Linked DNA regions of Homo sapiens: region 1 is linked to region 2. Evidence: chromatin contacts called from ENCODE Hi-C or POLR2A ChIA-PET data. All regions are on one chromosome and are shown on one strand. Each heading gives the region's core, a stretch centred on a gene start or an enhancer-like site at or near the end of the contact. The rest is flanking DNA. Distances are from core to core; before and after follow the strand shown. Region 1 holds the start of IGF2BP2 (insulin like growth factor 2 mRNA binding protein 2). Region 2 holds the start of TMEM41A-DT (TMEM41A divergent transcript).

The links. Hi-C counts contacts between places; a loop is a spot of excess contacts on that map. ChIA-PET counts read pairs that join two places held with the same protein, here RNA polymerase II (POLR2A). Pooled maps may share reads with other maps.
Region 1: a loop to region 2 is called in a pooled map, with 5 times the contacts of the local background. The contact joins the promoter of IGF2BP2 here to the promoter of TMEM41A-DT in region 2. A Hi-C loop is called at or near these places in 1 of 37 single-sample maps with no recorded cell type and 5 of 50 pooled maps. POLR2A ChIA-PET finds 5 or more read pairs at or near these places in 1 of 52 experiments (activated naive CD4-positive, alpha-beta T cell).

Annotation. Positions count from the first base shown.
Region 1 is chr3:185,821,839-185,826,597 of GRCh38, forward strand. IGF2BP2 (insulin like growth factor 2 mRNA binding protein 2) reads right to left here and starts at 3,204. Exons shown (of 16, transcript NM_006548.6): 1 at 2,945-3,204; 2 at 1,315-1,375. The coding sequence starts at 3,122. RefSeq lists an enhancer at 1,207-2,070 and silencers at 3,010-3,240, 3,252-3,521, 3,932-4,021.
Region 2 is chr3:185,497,355-185,501,792 of GRCh38, forward strand. TMEM41A-DT (TMEM41A divergent transcript) reads left to right here and starts at 1,795. Exons shown (of 3, transcript XR_924792.3): 1 at 1,795-2,416. It overlaps TMEM41A (transmembrane protein 41A), which reads right to left and starts at 1,681. Exons shown (of 5, transcript NM_080652.4): 1 at 1,489-1,681. The coding sequence starts at 1,607. RefSeq lists a silencer at 1,663-1,802.

The DNA of each region.
Region 1 (4,759 bases), core at 1,954-4,453, 330 kb after region 2:
ACTTGGATTTCTCAAGCAAAAAATATTATTTTAAAGAAAAGTATACAAATTTAGAATACCTTATTGAAAACCAATTGGTTACACGTTACATCTTTCCCAATAGAGGAAAGAACTAGCTTAATATTACACATGAAACTGCAAATCATAACTCACCTTTTTTAAATTAAAAAAAAAACAGGATTTAAGTAATTTTCTCATATGCCACAGAGATTATTTGCAAACAAAAGTTATTCTGTTGCTTACTTAAAATAAAACATATCTGGAAATGTGGCACACAATTTTTAAAAATCCCTTCAGCAACACATCTAAGTATTTATAAAATTAGGGTAGTTTGTTTTAAAATCTACTCAATCCTGACAAAAATCAGGTGGTTAAACTATTGACTGATAAACTGTAAAGGTGGTCATCAAAAACTTCATTGAACAGCTCCAGTCCAGCTACTTAATGACTAATGGTGAAGAAATGTATGTGAATGGGATATAAACTAAGTTTCGACACACAGCAGAAGAAAAAAATTTAGAATGAGTAATAAAGGGCCCAAATTTAAAGTCCACAATAAACTTTAAACAAAGATGTTTTCTCTTCTCTTCTCATGTTAGCAAATCACTGTGGAGAAATCCAACCTCCACAAAACTTGTTACTCCGTCATTAACAACAGTGCACTTAAATATAACTATAGATTTCACAAGGGTATTTATTTTAGCCGCAAACATTTCTTACAAGCAACAACAACAAAATGCTCAGAAGCTATACTCAGTAGTCTCAGTGACTGAAAAAGTCCGGCTTTTAACTGCCATCCAATCCAAACAACCCACTTCTTTAGAAAGCTATGCAAAATATTGACCCCTTACTGAATTATTTTACTATTCAACATTAAACTATCTAAAAGAGAAAAGTAATTAATCGCTAAGTTTAGTTAAGCAATTTAGCTGACATAGTAAATATTTACTCTTCACATCTCACAGGAAGTCTTGACAAGCATTTGCTGCTATTCTGCTGGGGGTAGGGGCGGGAGGTGGGGGTGGGAGGCAATTTTTGATAAACAAGTTACAGGGTCCCAGCGAACTGAACATAGCTGGTGTTCGCCACCCCGACCCCCAATTAGGCACCAGATATTTTCCAAGAACAGTAAACACCTTATATAATGAAAGTAAAAAAAAAAAAAGTAGCTTTCTAAACTATGTATCTCCACTAACAAAACAAACAAAAGCCCCTTTAAAAACTACCAAGAGCACGTTTTTTAAAGCTGTGTGTACGTTTTTTACTTATACGTAAGGCCAATCGCAAAAAAAAAACTAAGCAAAGTATATTTACCTTAGCTTTTTAGAGACTGAGTAATCAACTTCCATGATTTTCCCATGCAATTCCACTTTACCTTTAAAACAGAAATTAAAGCACTCAGAACCTTGCTTAGATCAAGCCCGCGGGGGTCTAGGGGGGGCACGCACGGAACTCCACGCTCGGGCTCCGCCTTCGGGCGCCCCCAAGGGGTCTCCTACCCGGATCGAGCTGGGCGAACTTGGTTCCCAGTAGAAAGAAAGGTGGGCGCCCCGTGTCTCGGGACAAGGCGAGGAGGGTGCGAGCCCGGGTCGGACCCCAGGTATAGCCGTGGGTGGCATTACCGGAAAAACAAATTTAATAAAGAGCGGCGCCAATTTGAAAGGATGAGCTCATTTGAAACTCAAGCTGCAGGGCTGGCGCGGCCCCGCTGCTCTCCCGGCCCCCACCTCTCCATTCCGCTAATCCGGGGCCCGAAGGCTCCACCGGGCTCCCCTCCCTGCCCTCTCCTCCCGGTGGCCCCGAGAAAACGAGCCGAAGCCCCCCGGAGTCCGCCGCAGCGACAGCCCTGTCCCTGCCCGCTCCTGGGTGTCACCTTGGCCTCGCCGCCGCCCCGCCCCCACTCCACACGCCGGTGGGGAAGGGGCTCCCGCCGGGCCGGGGTTCGGGGGGCGCCGGCCGGGGCCCGGGGGCCCGCGCGGCTGGGAGCGGAGCGTGTGCTGGGGAGAGTTGGGGAGTGCGCGCGCGCGAGTGTGTGTGTGTGTCGCTCTCCGTCTCCTGTCTGGGCTCCAGCGCGCTCGCGGGCCCCCCGGTCGCCTCTTTCCCGGTTCTCAACCCTGGCCCCCACCGAGTTGAGACAGGGCACCTCGTAAAAAGGTGCTTCTGGCCGAGCGGGAGGCGGGGGGACGGGCGGCGGAAAGCCCCCAGCCCCGAGTTCTTCTCAATAAAATCGGACAAAAAATTCAGAGAAAAATAGGAGCGCTTGAGAGAGCAAGCGAGAGGGGACTGAGGTTCGGGAAAGGACCGAGGGGATGTGCCGTCGTGCGAGGGCTGGGGCTGGGGGAGCCCCGAGATCTCGAAGGGGGTCACCAGGGTGGCGCCGAGGGGGTGCCAAAAGTGGGGGGCCGTGGGGCGAGGTGGGGAGGGGGCTCGAAAGGAGAGTGCGGCTCAGGAGACGCCAGAGGGCGAGAGGTTCTGGGCACGAGGCACTGGAAGAGAGAAGGTCCGGCCGGGGGAGGAGGAAGAGACGCTGGATTTGGGGAAGGGGGGACCCTGACAAAGGGGGTGACAGGAAGGTCAGGGGAGAAGTGAGACAGGGGACGCTCAAAGGGTGGGGGGCGGGGAAGCTCAGAGCAGCCCGGGGCGCCAGGCGAACGAGGGGTGCCCCTAAGGAGCCGGCGAGCCTCGGGAGCCTTCGGAGCGGCACGGGGGGCGCCCCAAGGCTGCGGCCCCGAGGGCGAGGGCAGAGTCCAGAGCTGTGGGGGGAGGGGAGCGGGCCGTCCCAGGAGCGGGCCGGCGGCGAGAGTTGAGGGTCTGGTGCGTGGAAGTGAGCGTGCGGGCGCGGGAGCCGCCGCCGGGCGCCGCCCGCCGGACTCGGCCTCCCTCCCGGCGCCGTCCCGGCCTGAGCGGGGCGAGGCGGGGGGAGGGGGCCGCGCTGAGTGCTCACCCGAGAGGGTCTCGATGGCGCGGATGGCCCAGTTCTGGTCGGGGTAGTCCACGAAGGCGTAGCCGGACTTCAGCAGGACCTGTCCCGCCAGGGGCAGCTTCCTGTCCCCAAAGAGCTGCCGGAGGTCGTCGGCGGTGACGGCGGGGCTCAGGTTCCCGATGTAAAGCTTGTTCATCATCCGTCTCTTCCCCGAGAGCCCGCGGCTCCCCCGGCCCGGTACCCGGCGCTCCTCGCCTCCTCCGCTGCCCTCGTCTCTCCTCCTCCTCCGCCCCCCCTCCCCGCCCTCCGCCCGCCCGCCACCCACCCCCACCCTCAGCCTGGCTCCCCCCACCGCGGCCGGCCCGGCCCGCCCGGGGGCAGAGGCGGAGGCGGGGACTCGGCGCGGCTGCCTCCTCGGGGCAGAGTCCCGGGCCGGGCGGCGGCGCGCGGACAAAGCGCTCTCTCTGCCTCCCTCTCTCTCCCTCTCAAGGCGGTGGCGGGAGGAGGAGCAGCGGCGGGCGGCGGCAGCGCACCCCGCGTGTGTCTGTGTGAGAGTTTGTACGGGCGTGTGCGCAGCCGAGAGGGAGCGAGCGAGCGCCCCCTCCCCGCCCCGCGCCGCTGCGCCCCTCGCCTCGCGCCCACCGCGCTCGGCAGTGGCTGCTCGGGCTCCGGCCCCGCGCCAGGCGGGCGGAAGCGGGTCGCGGCCCCGGGCTGGGGCTCCGGGCGCCGGAACCCCGGGCGGGCGCGGCGCCGAGGCCGGGCGAGCGGCGGGGCGGGGAAGGCGCGCCCCGGGCGCGGGTGGGAGCGCGCGAGGGGGCGACGGGGAGCCGCGGGCGTGGGAGGGAGAGGGGCTGCGAGTGAGCGCGGAGAGGGGTGTGCGCAAGGTGGACCGGATGTGAGTGCGCTGCTGCCAGGGCAAGCGGGAAGGTGTGTCCCGGAGGTGAGAGGCGAGGGCAGGCTGGGAGACAACAACTTTCGCAGCGACTTGGCCGGGGCTGGCGCCCTGCGCGTTCCCGGGCCGTGCGCTCGCTCTGAGACCCGCTCCCCGCCACGCTCTCTGAGGTGACCGAGCGGCGCGTGTGGTCGAAGGATCGCGCGCGGGAGTCGGGACGCCTAGGACCGGGGTTGGCCGGGCCCTCGCGGACCGTGCTCGCGGGGAAGTGGTTCCCGGTCCCGGGCCTCAGTTTCCCGACCGGGGAGGGAAGGCGGAAGGCCAGCGCGGAGTCACGTCCTCTCCGCCCAGACCCCGCGTGTCCGGAACCCCGCGGCAGGCGGCAGCCTGACGTTGGCAGCTGCTCTCTATTCTGGGAAGTGCCGAGGGCTTCCCGGGCGGCGGCGGCGAAAGCCAGGTGGCGGGTGGGGAAACGAACGCCGAGGGGCCAGGGACTGCGGCGAGGCCGGAGCGCTGGGGTCAGCGGCCGGGGGACGGATGGTCGCCGCCCGGCTGCGCGGCCGGTTCAGCTCCAAAGCCAGGGTGGTGGGAGGCGAGGGTGGCTGGAAGCGGAGGAGCGCAGGCTGTGTAGGAGTTCCCCGAGCACTGGGAAGGGCCCGGAGAGGAAAGAGGTCCTTCCAAGCGGAGGAAACAACGTGACCGACGGAAGAGGCAGGGTTGGGATGAGAGCAGGCTGGAGCCGAGGGGCTCGGGCAGGAGCCAGACAGGCTAGAGCGGGCTGCAAGTTCCGGGGCCCGGCTGGAAGCCTGATGGTTAGAGCCTGGTCCCAGCCAGGAAATGAAATTCTACAGGAGGGAGAAGAATGGCGGGATTCAGAGGTGAGGAGGCAGAAGAAGATTCCAAGCTCTGGACCTCTGGGGGCCACTGGGAGAGTTGAAGGTTTG
Region 2 (4,438 bases), core at 545-3,044:
AGGCAAGTTCTAAATGTCTCAAATTGCCTTCCTTTCAAGGACACTGCCTCCCCCACAAACCAAGAACAATTCAGACTTCAAACTGTTCCTGAGGTGCCAAGTAAAACGACTTTTTAGCATTCACTATAAAGCCAATTAGAGATTCTTCAGGAAAGTATATCTATCCCATAGGATAAATGTAACTTTTTTGATAATATGTCAGGCTTGAATCGAACCCTTTCAAAGAGCCTACTATTTAACTCTGCTCTTAATCTGGTCCTCAATGCACTTTGAATCCTGCCCAAGGGTTATAGTAGCAAGGCTATCTTGCCTCTGCCATCTGAACAGTCCTTGAATCCATCACTGATTAATCATGAGCAAACCCTCCTACTTCTCACGAGAGTTTCTCTCGGTATGTCCGACACCCACAGCAGAGCCTTCTTAGCTACAGCAAAAGAATACAGTAACTGAAAACAGCTGCCTTAATAGTCAAATATCAGTAATTCCCTTAACCACGCAATGCTGTACTAGGCACACTTCCATGCACTTTATAAAGAGTATGCAGCACTCACAAAAACCGGCCAGGTAAGTATTGCTCTGCCTCCTGCCTCGACCAGTCGTTCATTAGAAGGGGAAAAGGAGGCCAGGCGCGATGGCTCACGCCTGTAATCCCAACACTTTGGGAGGCTGAGGCAGGCGGATTACCTGAGGTCAGGAGTTCGAGACCAGCCTGGCCAACATAATGAGACCCCCCCCCCGCGTCCCTACTAAAAATACAAAAATTAGCCGGCCGTGGTGGCGCGCGCCTGTAGTCCCAATTACTTGGGAAACTGAGGCAGGTGAATCGCTTGAACCCGGGAGGAGGAGGTTAAAGTGAGCCGAGATCGCGCCACTGCACTCCAGCCTGGGTGACAGAGCAAGACTCCGTCTCAGAAAAAAAAAAAAAAAAGGTAAAAGTAGAGACAACCAGGAAGACGGGCAGAGTCGATAATTAATTCGTGAATAATTTAAAGTTGTCTATGCAATATTTCTCCTGAAGATCTAATGTCTAAAGTCTCAAGGGCAGACCTGACGTAAGTGGGGTGGGGAGGAGGAGAGACAGTTGAAAGTGGACTTGAAGAGGCTGGGGGCCCGCACGGGGGCGAAGGTGGGCTGGAAATGGGGCCCAGGGCTGGGACTGGGAAAGCAACGGCGCGGGCAGGCTCAGCGCCGCGTCTCCCTCGGCAAATCCACCCAACCAAAGGCACCGCGGCGTGACGCCCTGCACACCCTGCAGCCAGCACCACACAGGTCCCAGTCAGGCCCGGAGCCGGGCTCCCATCCACCCTTCTGTCCGAGACCGTGCGGACGCGGGCCCGGATACCAGACCCGGATTCCAGTCCGATAAGTGAACCTCAATTCCCAACGCCTCCGATACCGGAACCCGAATCTCCGAATCTCCGATTCCCAGCCCCGGTCCTCGGACCCGGCTCCCTTCCTCTGACCCGAACCCGGATTCCCGCCACGCACCTGCCTCCAGCCTCCTCGGTGGAGCCCAGTCTCCGCCCGCGGGGCAGTCGCGTCGACAGCAAGTACAAGGCGAAGGTGCAGCCGGCGAAGACCAGAAGGAGGCCGAGAAGCGGGCGCATGTCGGCTCCGCACCCCGGCCCGCGGGGCAGCCGAGAAGCTCACTTGCACTCCGGGACGCAGCGGCGGGCGGACTGAGCCCGCGGAGCACGTTCACTGACGGACCAGGGAGGGGTCCGCGCCGAGACCCGCCTCCGAACCAGGCCCCACCTCCTGAGCCAGGCCCCCGCCCCCGATTCTGACTCCGCCCTCTCTGTCCTTCGGTGGAGACTCCGGGAAAAACCTGCCTCCCAGTCTGCCCTCTCTCCGTCTGTCTGTGCTTGTTTTTCTACGTTTATCCCTGTCGCTTTCCCCACTTATTCTGCAGGCATGGCGCGCCCCCAGTGCCGGCTTGGTGCCAGGGCTGGGAGATCCGGGGGTGAATCGTGAGCCCGGCCCACAGCGAGCTTGCAGTCTAGAGATCAAGGCAGTCTTGTCCACAACCTGCTGTCACATAAAGCAAATGTAGCTGGTGTAGCACCAGGGGCTGCAATCAAGTGCGGTGGGGCGGCAATAGTGACCACGGAAATAATCAGAATTGCTTTTAATTCAGCTCCTACTATATTCCCGCATCCCTGAGCCTCACAATCATCCTCCAAGGTAGGTATTTTTGTCTTTCTCTAACAGATGAAAACTCTGAGTTTCAGAAGAATTAAATGACATCCCCCCAAAAGAGAGACAGTATAAGAATCCAAGTCAACCTGAGTCCAAAACCAGTGGCCCTTAACACTGTGTGGCTTTATGGAGGACATGGAGTTTAAGTTTACCTTCAAGGATGAGCAACACTTTTCTTCAAGCAGAAAAAGAAGGGAATGGGTGAACACGGTCCCAGGTAAGGCACCAGAATCCAGTTTCAGTGAAGCCTAAGGTATATGAGAAATAAGTGAGAATCTGGGGACAAACAAGAGTGCACTGAAGGCAGGCTAAGGAGTTAGATTTTTAATAATGTAGATGAGACACCAACAGAGGTGTTTAAGTAAGAGAATGATTTCGTTCCTGTTTTAGGATGTTCGCTTTGGCAGATGATTAGAATACGTGCTGACTTGATAGCCACAACTGTCCTGATAAGAAAGTACGCCGGCCTGGCTGGGCATGGTGGCTCACGCCTGTAATCCGAGGATTTTGGGAGGCCCAGGCGGGCGGATCACTTGATGTCAGGAGTTCGAGACCAGCCTGTCCAACATGGTGAAACCCCGTCTGTACTAAAAATACAATAATTAGCCGAGCATGATGGCATGTGCCTGTAATCCCAGCTACTCGGGAGGCTGAGGCACGAGAATCGCTTGAACCTGGAAGGCAGAGGTTGCAGTTACTTTCCCGACATTGCACCACTGCACTCCAGCCTTGGCGACAAGAGCGAAATTTTGTCTCAAAAAAGAAAGAAAGAAAGCACTCAGGCCTGACCCAGGACCACAGCAGTGGACATGGAGGGAGGAGGCTGGGGGTAGTTGGATTGGTATGATATGTCACTGAGTAAACGAAGGAAGGGACAGAAAGAGAACTCCAAAGTGTCAAAAGCCTGGACAACAGAGAGAAAGCATCCTTGTCCTATCATTTAAAGCACCTGTTGGGCCAAATAGGGAGCACCTTTCAGAATCCATGTGCACAAGATCTCAGCAATTCTACGTCCAAGAATGTAACCTACATCCAAGAATGTACTGGAATTTAATTCCACATCCAAGAATCCCCATAGGTAGCAAAGATGTATATTTAAGGGTATTCTCTCAGCTTTGTTTTTATGTTAGGAGATTGGGAACAACCTAAATGCCCATCAGCTGGTGACTGGCTAGGTTAACTATTCACAAATGGAATACTAGGTAGCCTCCTAAAAGAGGAAAGCAATTCTACATATCCTGATACAGTGTGGTCACCAGATAGATGGCTAAGATACAAATAAAACAAACAAGTTGCAGTGTTAGAGTATGCTATGTATCACTCCTTTTTAAGGACAAAAAGAGGATATACTTTAACTTTTTAAGATACCAAAGTATTTATTTATTTAAAATTTTTTTCACAGAATTGTTATAGCATGTAGAACCAAAAATTATTTACAAATGAAATTATTCAATGTCTGAGATTTGTGTCAAAATAATGGTATGGGGGTTTAGTGAGTAAGCATGTAGGTAGAACAAGATTGTCCATGAGCTGATAGTTGTTGAAGCTGGGTGATCACCTGGGTGTTTTATACTATTTGGGTGTTAAACTATTTTTTTTTCTATTCTTGTGTATGTGTCAAATTTCCACTTAAGAAAATGGGGGAAAATGGTGTCAGCCCTCCATTCCAGCTGAACACACCATGTTAGTTCATGCCCCATCACACCACTCTTCTAGCCATCTGTCAATCTTCTCTGCCTGGCAAATTTCTACTCTTTCATCAGGACCCAGGATAATTATCACCTTCTCTGAGAGGGCTTTTCCAACCCCTATAGTCAGAATCATTCCTTCTCTATGCTTGGGGCCCCCTGAGAAATGTCTCTAATCCTGTCACAAATACATATTCCAGTGTCATTATCCATCTCCCTAGTAGACAGTGAACATTTCCATCAATGAGACAATGTCTCAACTATCTTCTTTCTGTCTCAACCCTTAACCCTGGCACTTAATACTTGTTTGTTAAATTCATGGGTCAGGTCTAGTGAAGACAATGATTAGTTGTTTGGTTTGATACATACTGACCTTGAGAAGTCAAAGGGATATAGGAGGAGAGAAAGTGAATGAGGAACTGATGTTACTGAGCCTGTGCTAGGAGACTGCTGGGGCAAGGAATAGAGTGAGGAGAAAGGAGGCAAGGCTCCTGCTGGCAAGGACCTCACTTTCATTTCAGCTGGGGAAGAGCATGGAAAGATGTCATTCT